Linked DNA regions of Mus musculus: region 2 is linked to region 1. A link is a contact called in ENCODE POLR2A ChIA-PET data. All regions are on one chromosome and are shown on one strand. Each heading gives the region's core, a stretch centred on a gene start or an enhancer-like site at or near the end of the contact. The rest is flanking DNA. Distances are from core to core; before and after follow the strand shown.

Region 1 (5,590 bases), core at 2,787-5,286:
TGACTGTTCTTCCAGAGGTCCTGAGTTCAATTCCCAGCGCCCACATGGTGGCTTACAACCACCTGTAATGAGATCCAACGCCCTCATCCGTTGTGTCCAAAAAGAGGAACAGTGTACTCACATATATAAAATAAATAAATCTTAATAAATAAATAAATAGGAAACCTAGGGGAAGTTAAGAGAAGTAGAGATGAGTTCAATCAAAACACATAATATGTGCTTGTATGAAAGTCTGATTTTGTTGTGGTTTTGTTTTGTTTTATTTTATTCTGTTTGAAAAAAAGAACTTCTGGGCCAGGAAGCAAACTCTTTTAAGATGAGGGAAGAACGTGAAGAGAATTGGGAACAGCCTACTGGAAAAGAAAGAGGCTGTGTGTGTGGTGACTTCTGTCGTCCGTGTGTCAGCCTCACGCAGCGTGCCAGCTCCACAGCTGGAACCAACAATGGTCACAGCAGTCTTCTAAGCTCATCGCTTTAATGTGCGGGGTTCTTTCCAGCTTGGAGCCCATTTTGTCCAATCCCACAATTGGACGCTGGAGAATACGGACTATCTCCATTCTGCCGGCAAAAGGGCCAAGAGATCTGGGGTTCAATAGCTTCCCCCAAGAGAACAAACTGCAGAAACAGAAAAGAGGGGCTAGGTGTGGTAGCTCCCTACCTGTAATCCCAGCACTTGGGAGGTTGAGGCAGAAGGACTGCTATGAGTTCTAGGTCAGAGTAGGCTACATAGAGTATGACCCAGTCTCTAAAAAGTGGGAAAGAAGTTGGACACAACTCAAGCTGGAAGTGAAACTTCTTTCACACGCTAGTCTTGAACACCCCCCTCCCCGCTTTTTTTTTTTTTTTTAATCACCTGCTATTCACTGTGCTGACACAGAAATGTAAGCCAGAGCAGCTTTACCTGCGGTGCGAAGCGACCAGAGGCAGAAAGGCCGAGCATCACTAGATGTCAGGAATCATACAAGATGAACACAGTTGGGATGGAAGAATCCATCCTGGCTGTTACAGTGAGGATGAGCAGACTCCTAACACCAGGCACATGGCCACCGCAGTCGCCAAAATCTAAGCGTTAGGGAACTTTGTTTTGCTATTGTTATTTTGAGACTGGGTCCCACGAGCCCACCTAAGCTGGCCTCAGACTCACTATGTATCCAAGATGACTTTTAACTCCTAACCTCTCTGCCTCTAACCCCGGGGGGTGCTGGGATTACAGCCACCAGCCACTGTGCTGGGCCTGAGAGGTGGCTCAGTAGTTACAGCTGCTTGTTGTGAACTCCTGGCAACCTTGAATTTGATCCTGGGGCTTATGCCAACTGGGAGGGAGAGAACCAGCCCCTGAAATGTGCTCTTTGACCTTTTACATTGGCACACATATCTCCTGCCTCTCCCCGCCTACAGTAAGCTTTTAAAGTTTGCTTTAAAATAATTGAAACAAAAAGTGAAATTCAAATCAAATTTAAATGGTTAATATTTGCTCTGAGTTGTTTGTTTGTTTGTTTGTTTGTTTTTAAAGGCAGGGCTTTGCTAGCCTAGTACTTACTACGTAGGGCAGGCTAACCACAAACTTGTAGTTCTCCAGTCCCCACCTCCCAAGTGCTGGGGTTGCAGGTGCATACCCTCAAATTCAAATTTGGTTGTGACATCTCAGCCCTCCCAAAATGGTAAGCCAATTGTCTTTTAATTCTCCCTTCTATAAAAAGGAAACTGAGGCAAAAGAGCAAGTCAATTGTTCCAAAGTCGCAGAAGGAACACATGGCAGAAGCTGGAAGCCACAAGTGGTGGTGGCAGAGGGAAGGAAAACCTGAGTAGCCTGGACCGACATCCTCCGTCCTTCACAAACACACAGGCCCTCTGGACACATCTTACCAGAGGGGCTGTGTCAAAAGTGGTGGTGCAGAGAGAGCAGGGACACCAATTAACTCCTGCAGGCCCTTGGGGATTGCTAACTAACACAGGAAGCCCAGAAGTCAGAATCTCAGAAGCACCCCATGAAATACTCTCATCTTCATGACCACTTTACAGATGAGGAAATAGCTCAGACGAGTAAATTAATTTGTCCAAACATGGCTACCCTGGCTAGTGATCATATAGTGCGTAGCAGCACCCACCGGTGCCTGCACTAACGCCACATAATCCTCATAACAACACTACCAGGTAAAAGTTAGTGTTACTCATCTTTGTCCCAGGCTCTACACTAGCCAAGTCAAGGGCAAGGCCAGGATTCTGTCAGGTTCAAAGCCTTCCTCAAAACAGAGTCACGGTAACACTTGGCCACATGGCGGAGGAATAGAAAACCAAGCCCGAGTCCCAGGTCTGCAGATTTGTGGTGGGAAAGCCTGCGAGCGCTCAGGGGAGGCTGAAGAATGTGCATTTCAGGAGCAGTTATCGAGAAGGAGAAAGTGACTGGGGGTCTTAATGATGTTTGTAAAAGAAACAAAAAGCAAGGAATCTCACCCAAGCAAAGCCTTTTCAAACAGCAATATAGTAAAGAACAAAACAATAAATTATTAAGAAAGTCCAATTAAATCAGAAAAACTTTACGTCATCTCCATTACAAAATACTCTTGATGAAGGAAAACAGGTTTTTAATTCCCTTCAATTTTGGCCACACAGTTGAGATTTAACGAGGAACTGAAATGCGTGATTTTCCTTCTGTCACACTGGACTCCACCGTCCTGACTGCCAACAGCTACTTCCTCAAACTGAACACTGCAAAGCCAAGTGCTTTACCAGACCTCCAGGAACCTCTGTAACACTCTCCTTCCAGTCTGGAAACAGCCATCTAGAAACCGAAATAAGCCGGAAAAATCAAGCCAAGAGCTAGAGGGAGCTAGCACACTTCTTTCAGGTGGGACTGGGCTCGCGGTTCAAGTTCTGGCAGAGCCGGATTCATTTGGAGTGGCAATCTGATTTACAACCCCCAATATCAAGGCAGCTGCGGAAGCACAAGTCTTAAGCATATGCCCAAGAAAAAGGAACAGGAAGCGATGGGAATGTCAAAAGAGCCCTGGGGGTAAGTGCTTGTTCCTGGATCTGTGAGATGGGAAAGTGGTAATTCTAGGAAAAGTGCGCGGCGGTGGGCCAACTCCGGGGTCCCAAACGTGGGCACTGAACAAGGTACTTTCACGCCCCCTTGCGGACCCAAGTGACACCTGAAACCAAGTGTGCCAATCAAGGGATAGGTAAAGAACTGGGAAAGGTTTTGGAAGAGAAGCAACCCGTCAAAGCACTCGCAGATATGCTCCAGGTTTTACATAAAAGTAACCTGAAGCTCCAATGAGGGAAGCATGTCTTGCTAGAAAAAAAGGAAAGCTGAACCGAAGGCACTCATGGGTGCTGGAGCCTTCTATCTGGAAGCGCAGGGACTGGGGTCCCATCCGAAATCTCTTCTTTTTGGAGCGAGCAGACTAGACAGTCATCAGGAACACCTGGCAAGGGGGTTTGCACGCACTGAGTGGTGGCGAGTCGGAGGGACGCATGGCTGCAGCAGTCCAGCTAGGGCGCAGCCTGCACCGCGCGTTCCCGGCATCGGTCCCCGCAGCCTGGCTGAAGCTGCTAGCCTCCGGGCTGCAGTAGCCAGGCACCCGTGCAGCGCGACCCAACCATCCCACTCGCTCGCAACTGTCCCTACGCCCCGCGCGACACGCCTGCCACGAGCCAGATGGCGTGTGCGCTCCGGACCGCGGCGGGCATAGGGCAATCGAGAGCCCATCTACTGAGTGCCTTTCCTTACCGGAGCTGCTCTCCCGTAACTAGGACTTCAGCCATGCGTTCCAGCTCTCTCTGCTGCACCCCGCCGCTCCCGCCGGCGTTGCTGTCGCTGCTACCACTGCCGCCGCTGCTGCCCTCTTCCATGTTCCTGACCGCGCGGTTGCCACTCTGCCTTTGCTGTCCCGGCGGGTGCGCCTGGCGTTTGGATCAATGTGCCCTCCCCGAGGCCGCCCCGGCCATCTTTGTTCCGGGCGGTGCCGTGGCTCAGACGCGATTGGCTGGTGAGGGAATCCCTGCGGGTAAGCAGGAGAAGTCGGCGAGTCCGGGTCTGGAACTTCGGCTTGGGGGCGTGGCCTGGGCTCTCTCATGGTCGGGGGGCGGGGACAAGGAGAAAAATAAAAACATCGGGGCGGAGCTCTGAGCCCTGAGTTTTTGCAGGAGGTTGAGCCTTTCGCTCCTCTTTTATATTTCCTTTTTCACTCCCAAACTCATGCTGGGGAATGTTGCAGTTTTTCTCCATTTTCCATACTAGAGTTGTAGAGAATAAAAATGAGAACAGATTACTCAAAAACGGAGCAGTTGAGGATATTGCTGAAGGGCATTTCAGGCTACCTGATCCCTTTCCCTATAGACCATCTACTACTACCCTATGGTGGAGTCAATAAAGGATCCTGCCCTGCGGTTCAAAAAGACTAAGAACCTGGCTTCATTACTTTGGTTTCCTACCTAAATGCTCTTAATCCCTTTTTTACACTAGTTGTAGCTATCACTTGTCCACATCTGCTGCATTAAAGATGTTTTAGATAAATTGCTACCCTCTTGTGTTTCCCATATCATTCCTTTTACGTCGGGAAGGCAACTCGGAGGGGTGAGGTAACTTGTCTCAGGCAAGCAGGCAAGAGCATTCTCAGTTTTAGGTTATGTTTTTAAAACAACTCTATCTTGGCAGGCATGGCGACACACTTATGTTCCCAGAACTTCAGAAGATGATCATGAGTTTGGACCAGACTGGGATAAGAAGATACCTTGTCTCATAAAACAAACTAAAACCAAAAACAGCTTAACTGACAAAAGCAAGCAATACAATAAACCGTTAGAAGAGCAGGTTAGGGGCTGGAGAGATGGCTCAGCTGTTAAGAGCACTGACTCACTCCTCTTCCAGGTGTCCTGAGTTCAAATCCCAGTAACCACATGGTGGCTCACAACCATCTGTAATGGGATTTGATACCCTCTTCTGGTGTGTCTGAAGACAGCCACATCGACAGTGTACTCACACATATAAAATAAATAAATCTTTAAAAGAAGAAGAGGAGGAGGGGGGGGTGAGGAGGAGGAGGAGAAAGAGGAGGAGGTTAAACATATTTGAATGGCCGAGCTGGTCTACCATGTTCATTAAAAGTCATCACTGTGTCTCTTCGTTTTTAGTTTGTAAACTTCAACATAGCTTGACTGGGAAGTCATGGCTTCCGCGGCCATACACATTTGTTGAAGTATCTTTGGATTTGCCTTTTGGAAGATACAGGTACTTGTGTCTACGATAACTGTCACAATCTTCAGGAAGTGTCAGTATATAACAAAACATATGCTGCTGTGAATGTTACTTGACATTCCTGAAGACTAGGCTCTGAACCTGCTAGGGTCACAAAAGTAGAGCATTTAGTACTTTGCAAGGTCCATTCTCTGGTAAACAAAACTATTGTTTGGGGTAGAATCTTGCTGTGTAGCCCAGGATAGCATCAAACCCTTGATCCCCCTGCCTCAGTCTCCAAAGTGCTGGAATTATAAGACCTGAACACCATGCTCTGTTCTATTTTTTCCTCCAAAGGTAAATTTTTTCCTCAAAGGTAAATATTTTAAAAGATGCACCAATGGAGAGAGG
Region 2 (6,060 bases), core at 934-3,433, 40 kb after region 1:
TACTAGATCCAACTATTGACCTACTAAACTCAAACAGAGGCCAGTGGGAATCAATTGAGGTCATGTTAACAGTTGGCTTAAAGTAGTGGTTCTCAACTTTCTTTTTTCTTTTCTCTCTGTAGCCCTGGCTGTCCTGGAACTCACTCTGTAGACTAGGCTGGCCTTGAACTCAGTAATCTGCCTGCCTCTGCCTCCCAAGTGCTGGGATTAAAGGTGTGCACCACCACGCCCTGCCAGTTCTCCACTTTCTTAATGTTACAACCCGTTAATACTGTTCGTGTGTTGACCTCAACCATAAAATTATTTTCAGTGCGACTTCATAACTGTACCTTTGCTGTTATGAATTGGAACCTAACTATCTGATGTGCACATCTGTACATTTTACTACGGGACCCTGTCAAAAGAGTCTTTTGACCCCTCAAAAGGTCATGATGCACAAATTGAGAGCCACTGGCCTAAGGATTGACCCCAACAGCGATTCAACCAGACCACAGGCCTGTCAACCATACGTGTGTGTATCTATATTTATATGGACTTTTGTGTCCTGTAGTGATGTTGAGACAGTCGCATCCACCTTTCTAGAAGAAGCCAGTGAGACCACAGATGGTTATGTTACTTTCCAGCTTCCTGAGCAAAGATTTTTAGCAGATTGGCACCTCCGTGGAAAAAAAAAAAGCAAGTTTTCCCCAGTCTATCTTTTTTTTTAAAGTTTATTTATTATTTATTTTTTATGTATATGAATACACTGTAGCTGTATTGATGGTTGTGAGCTGTCATGTGGTTGCTGGGAATTTGAATTTAGGACCTCTGTTCGCTCTGGTTGACCTCTCTCACTTCAGCTTGGCCCTGCTCACTCCTGCTTAAAGATTTATTTATTATTATATGTAAGTACACTGTAGCTGTCTTCAGACACCCTAGAAGAGGGCATCAGATCTCATTACAGATGGTTGTGAGCCACCATGTGGTTGCTGGGATTTGAACTCAGGACCTTCGGAAGAGCAGTCAGTGCTCTTAACCGCTGAGCCATCTCTCCAGCCCTCTTTTTTTTTTTTTTAAATATTTATTTATTTATCTATCTATTTATTTATTTATTATATGTAAGTACACTGTAGCTGTCTTCAGACACTCCAGAAGAGAGCATCAGATTTTGTTATGGATGGTTGTGAGCCACCATGTGGTTGCTGGGGTTTGAACTCAGGACCTTTGGAAGAGCTGTCGGTGCTCTTAACCACTGAGGTATCTCACCAGCCCCCCCAGTCTATCTTTAAAACAACAGTTTCCACTGGGTATGATTATCACTGCACTTCATTCACCTGCATTTCTGAGAAGATTGCAACTTGGAACAAGCCTACTGCTACCTTGAGGGAATTGTAAAAAATTATAAGTCTGACGATGGTCCCAGCAAATGAGAACGCTTGAGGAAGTGGTCCTGCATAAAGATTGTGTAAGCCATTTATGAGCTCTGCCTTTACTTTGTGTGGGTTTAATAAATAAATGTTCATTGGGAAAAACGAAGTCTAGTTTTGGAAGGTTTAATAAAGTTATGGCTTTATTTTCCTAATTGGTTTTGTTTAGACGAAAAGTTCAAATTAATTTAAAGTCAGCTAACGACCTTGTCAGGAGTAAAAAAGATAGGTGGAGTGAAATCTGTGCAGGTGGGAAAATGTTAATGGACAATACTCTAACGGAATTAACGGACATTGGTTTGCATCTTTAACCCTCAAGAATAGAAAATCCACAGCTTCAAAAATGTCAAAAAGAAAATCTGTTAATTCATAAGACAAATACGGAGGCCATGGGACTTCTGGCTTGAGAGTTCCCTGCGGTCTGATTACACATTTGGAGTTTAAACCACAAGGTCCAAATGGGTGAGTTTGTTCTTGACAGCAATGGTTTCGGGACCATTACTAGGTCCTAGTCCCTCGCCCCTTCCATCCCTTCTTGTCTTCCACAAGCACGATTCGCCTAACACTTAACGTCCCTTCCTTCCTTCCCCATCTTCCTTTTCTCACCCAGTAAATCTTCCCTCTGCTCTCTTAATTTTAGAAATAGTTTTGAGACAAAGGAGAAAAGCCAGACGAGAAATCCCAAACTTATCGTGCAAACCCCGCCCACTCACGCCCGGACAAGACTTCCGGGTTCTGCCTCCGCGGCCGCGCCACTTCCTCTGACGTCACCGGTCAGAGGTGACCGGCAAGATGTCCGCAGGCGGCGGCGGCCGCTTAGAGCTCCTGTAGCGCGGCTCATCTGTGTGACAGGGGCCGGGCGGAGGCGGCTGAGAGTGGTCGGGGAGGGGACAGGAGGCGGAGGACGGGTGGCTAGGCGCTCCGGGTGCACGGGCCGCTACCGGGAATGCGCTGCAGCGCCCCGTGCAGCCTGAAAGGCGAGCCCCGCAGGAGCTCTTCATGCCGCCCACCGGCTTAGAGTCCTCCAGGATGAACAGGAAGAAAGGAGACAAGGGCTTCGAAAGCCCACGGCCGTACAAATTATAAGTACCTTTCCCCTACTCCGTTTCTCGCCCTGCTCTGATTTTGTTTTCATTGATTCTGTGAGTGACTTGATGAGTCCGGGAAACTAGTGGGAAATTAGAGCCCACTCCAGGGGACATGATGTTTGTAGGGTGAAACGGTTTTGAATAATTGTTCAGCATACTCCTTCCCCGCCCACGGGCTCATAAACCTTTCTTAAAGTACCGCTATATTTTTTTGTCAAGACAAACCTTTTCATGGCTGTTGCTCGATTTAAAATAAGCAGGTTACTCATTTTGTAGAATTCGAAGACAAACTACTGTGTGGTTTTTGAGCGGCTCAGTATATAGTCCCTATTCGTACTTAGATTTATGCTTTCATATAATAATAGTCGTTTCTTTCTTTTTTTTTATATATACAACCCATCAGGTCGTCTGTATCAACAACATAAACTTCCAGCGAAAATCAGTTGTGGTAAGATCACTCCCGGTCATCATAAGTCAGCCTTTCACAGTTCTTGGGGGGGATTCTATAGTCTTCCAGATTATATGGTGCCCCAGAATAAGACATAAGAATTCAAGTCTAGTTTGCTATACATGCTGTTCTCTGTTCTCCCCACCTTTTCCCATTTCCTGATTAAAATGTTCAAATATGCTAAGTATATTGTGCAATAGGAAGTCTTTATAGTCAAACACCTTCACATTGTGCATTAGACAGGACAGCCTGTAGTCATAGCAGTCTTAGATTCAGCTGTTCATTTATGGAGTGTCATTTGGAATATTTGTCACACATTGCTATTTGGGGATAGAACGTGAAAACATTAGGGAGTATTTGTAATTTAAGTTTTTACTTCAGCAGTATAGGAAACTCATGATACCTCTCAGTGAAGCTTAGCATTATTAGAGTCAACGTGATTGATAGAATTATACTGTGTTAGTTGAATTGCTCTTGTCTATAAGACATTCCTTTTTTGTTGTTGTTGTTGTTTTGTTTTTTGTTTTTCAAGACAGGGTTTCTCTGTATAGCCCTGGCTGTCCTAGAACTCACTCTGTAGACCAGGCTGGCCTTGAACTCAGAAATCCGCCTGTCTCTGCCTCCCAAGTGCTGGGATTAAAGCATGCACTACCACTGCCCGGCTATAAGACATTCCTTAAGGGATATGTATATTAACCCATTGATTCTTCACTGTAATCTCTTGACACAGATAAGATTTAAGTCCCAGCTCTTCCCCCCCCCCCATCCTGCTTGCTCTGGCCATATTTATTTCATATATGTGGGTACACTGTCACTGTCTTCAGACACAGCAGAAGACAGCATCGGATGCCCATTGCAGATGGTTGTGAGCTACCATGTGAATTGAACTCTGGACCTCTGGAAGAGCAGTGGGTGCTCTTAACTGTTGAGCCATCTCTCCAGCCCCCTCAGTCCAAATTTTATGAATGAGGGAGCTGAGTGTATACAGGTAAAGGGAAAATGGGTAAATAACGTATTGGTAGAAGAACAAAGCTACTGCCTACATGTAGCCCAGCAAAAGAGCCTCTGGTGGACATTGTTCACATGTTTGTGCTGTTACTTTCTGTAATCCACAAGAGAATATGCTTGCTTGCATTTAGTATCCTGGAATAGAGAAATGAACAGTCCACCTTTTCCACCATAATAGCCCTTACTTCACTGGGTAGGGACCCATTATTATAACTTATAGGGCTAAACAAGTAAGCATTAGTCCTATTCTAATAGACTTGATCTATAATATCATTTAGTTACGTGACCTCTAAATACTTCCTGCTTGACTACTGGACTGTAGGGATGTTTGAGAGTTCAGATGTTCAATTCAGAAGAACCAAGATTTGATAATATCAGCAAGGTTTGGTGAGGCTTTTTGTTTTGTTTTTGTTCTCAGAACAGATAGTGTCCTGGCATACTGTTGCAGATCCTTCTGGCTATTCTGAGAAAATAGATTCAGGAGGCCGTGTGGTAGAGAGTGGTTTTCCACTTAACACAGAAGCCTCTATTCTAGGGCTGTGAACTGGCTTAGGACTAGAAATTATAAATCATCTCTACTGCTGTAGCACTGTGAGGCATTTTTCCCCCCCCAGAAGACCTAGAATTTTTTCTGTTTACTGGGCAACCCCATCAAAAACTATCTGTTTATATCTTTCTTCAGCACCTGATAATGAGTGAACTATGAAGTTAGTTCTGTGGGTCAGAATACTATGTTTAAGATGGTACAGTGGTACAATCCCAGTTAGGAGGTTGAGGTGGGAAGATTAATTGAGCCTAGGAAATGTAGACCAGCCTGGGCAAAGAGGAGAAATCACCTCTTTATAAACCAACTGAACATGGTGGTACACACCTGTAACCCCCATTCTGGAGGTTGAGGCAGGAAGATTGGAGGTTTGATATGATCCTGGACTGCATAGGGTGATCTGTTTCAAAAACAATCATGCAGTCTCCCTCTGTGGCTTATTTTGATGACTATGCCCATTCATGAGTAAATTTTAAACATATTTTTAAGTAAATTTTGAACATCCTTCTGGGCGCAGAGCGGAATGTTATAATCAGAGAAGAGGGTAATGGGCAGAGGAGGATTTCTTAGCTGGTGTAGCTCTGCCCTGCAGAGGATCCTCTGAAGGATCATTTATAGGAGGGAGAGAAAGACGGAAATGTAGCTGTGAGACAAGAGAGTTTGGTGGCTGTTAAGAGAGTGAGTTAGGGTCAGGTTTTGGGATGAGCAGAGAAGAGAGTCCCAGAAATTGCAGGAGCAAAGGAAGAGCCCAGTTTCTGATTGAAGGAAAGGGCCATGAAAGGAGAAGCACTGGACATTCAGACTCAGCGGTGTCAGCAGTGTGGCGGTGTCTCAGATGGTGACTTTGATCGCCATGCTGGAATGGAGGAACTCTAGTGACTTGGGGGGTAAAGGAAGTTGAAGTCATTGTTATCAGAAGGGTCTCTGGCCTCTGCTGCCTGACTGCAGGGATTATAGGCATGCATGCGTTCCATGCCCACCAGGATCGTATAGTTTCTAAGTGATGAATCCGGGATTCAGGTATTTACAAGGGTCCTTTTCCATATTATCAGGAGATACACATTTAATTACAAATGACTGCTGGCCTGGCTTTTGTAGTGTTTACTGCATTCAATATGCTAAATGGCCAAGAAATAGCAGCGAGACTGCCTAGTTCCCTTTAAGTTATCATAAATAAGAGAGTAGGTAGCCTCCCTCAGACACTGAGGAGCTGTTTCATCTAAGTGTAGTTAATAGTTTTCAAAAAGATTAGAACACATGGGACAGCTAGCTGTGACATGGTGGAGAAAGTCCTAGAACGGAAGGATAATGCTGAGGTGTTTGATAGTTTGAGGATTTGAATTACGTCAGTGGGGAAGAATGCTTGAGCGGAAGCTTGTGACAATTAATAGATCTGATTGTGGCATGTAGGTTAGGGCCCTGTGACATCAGGGAACTGTTTTCTTGACATATATTCCCTTCACTTTGTATTATCAGTGTTAGTTTAGAAAACCAAATGCTGTTCTTATATTCTTAACAGGTAACTATGGTTTAATAGCTTTCCATAACTTTTTGTTTGTTTGTTTG

What was found. ChIA-PET counts read pairs that join two places held with the same protein, here RNA polymerase II (POLR2A).
Region 2: POLR2A ChIA-PET joins it to region 1 with 10 read pairs in Patski. The contact joins the promoter of Taf2 here to the promoter of Deptor in region 1. POLR2A ChIA-PET finds 5 or more read pairs at or near these places in 2 of 5 experiments (Patski and embryonic stem cell).

What each region holds. Positions count from the first base shown.
Region 1 is chr15:55,110,763-55,116,352 of GRCm38, reverse strand. Deptor (DEP domain containing MTOR-interacting protein) reads right to left here and starts at 4,036. Exons shown (of 9, transcript NM_145470.3): 1 at 3,734-4,036. The coding sequence starts at 3,855. It overlaps Gm9920 (predicted gene 9920), which reads left to right and starts at 2,771. Exons shown (of 5, transcript NR_045093.1): 1 at 2,771-3,013; 2 at 3,757-4,010; 3 at 5,137-5,233.
Region 2 is chr15:55,068,275-55,074,334 of GRCm38, reverse strand. It overlaps Taf2 (TATA-box binding protein associated factor 2), which reads left to right and starts at 2,183. Exons shown (of 26, transcript NM_001081288.1): 1 at 2,183-2,488; 2 at 2,888-2,942. The coding sequence starts at 2,406.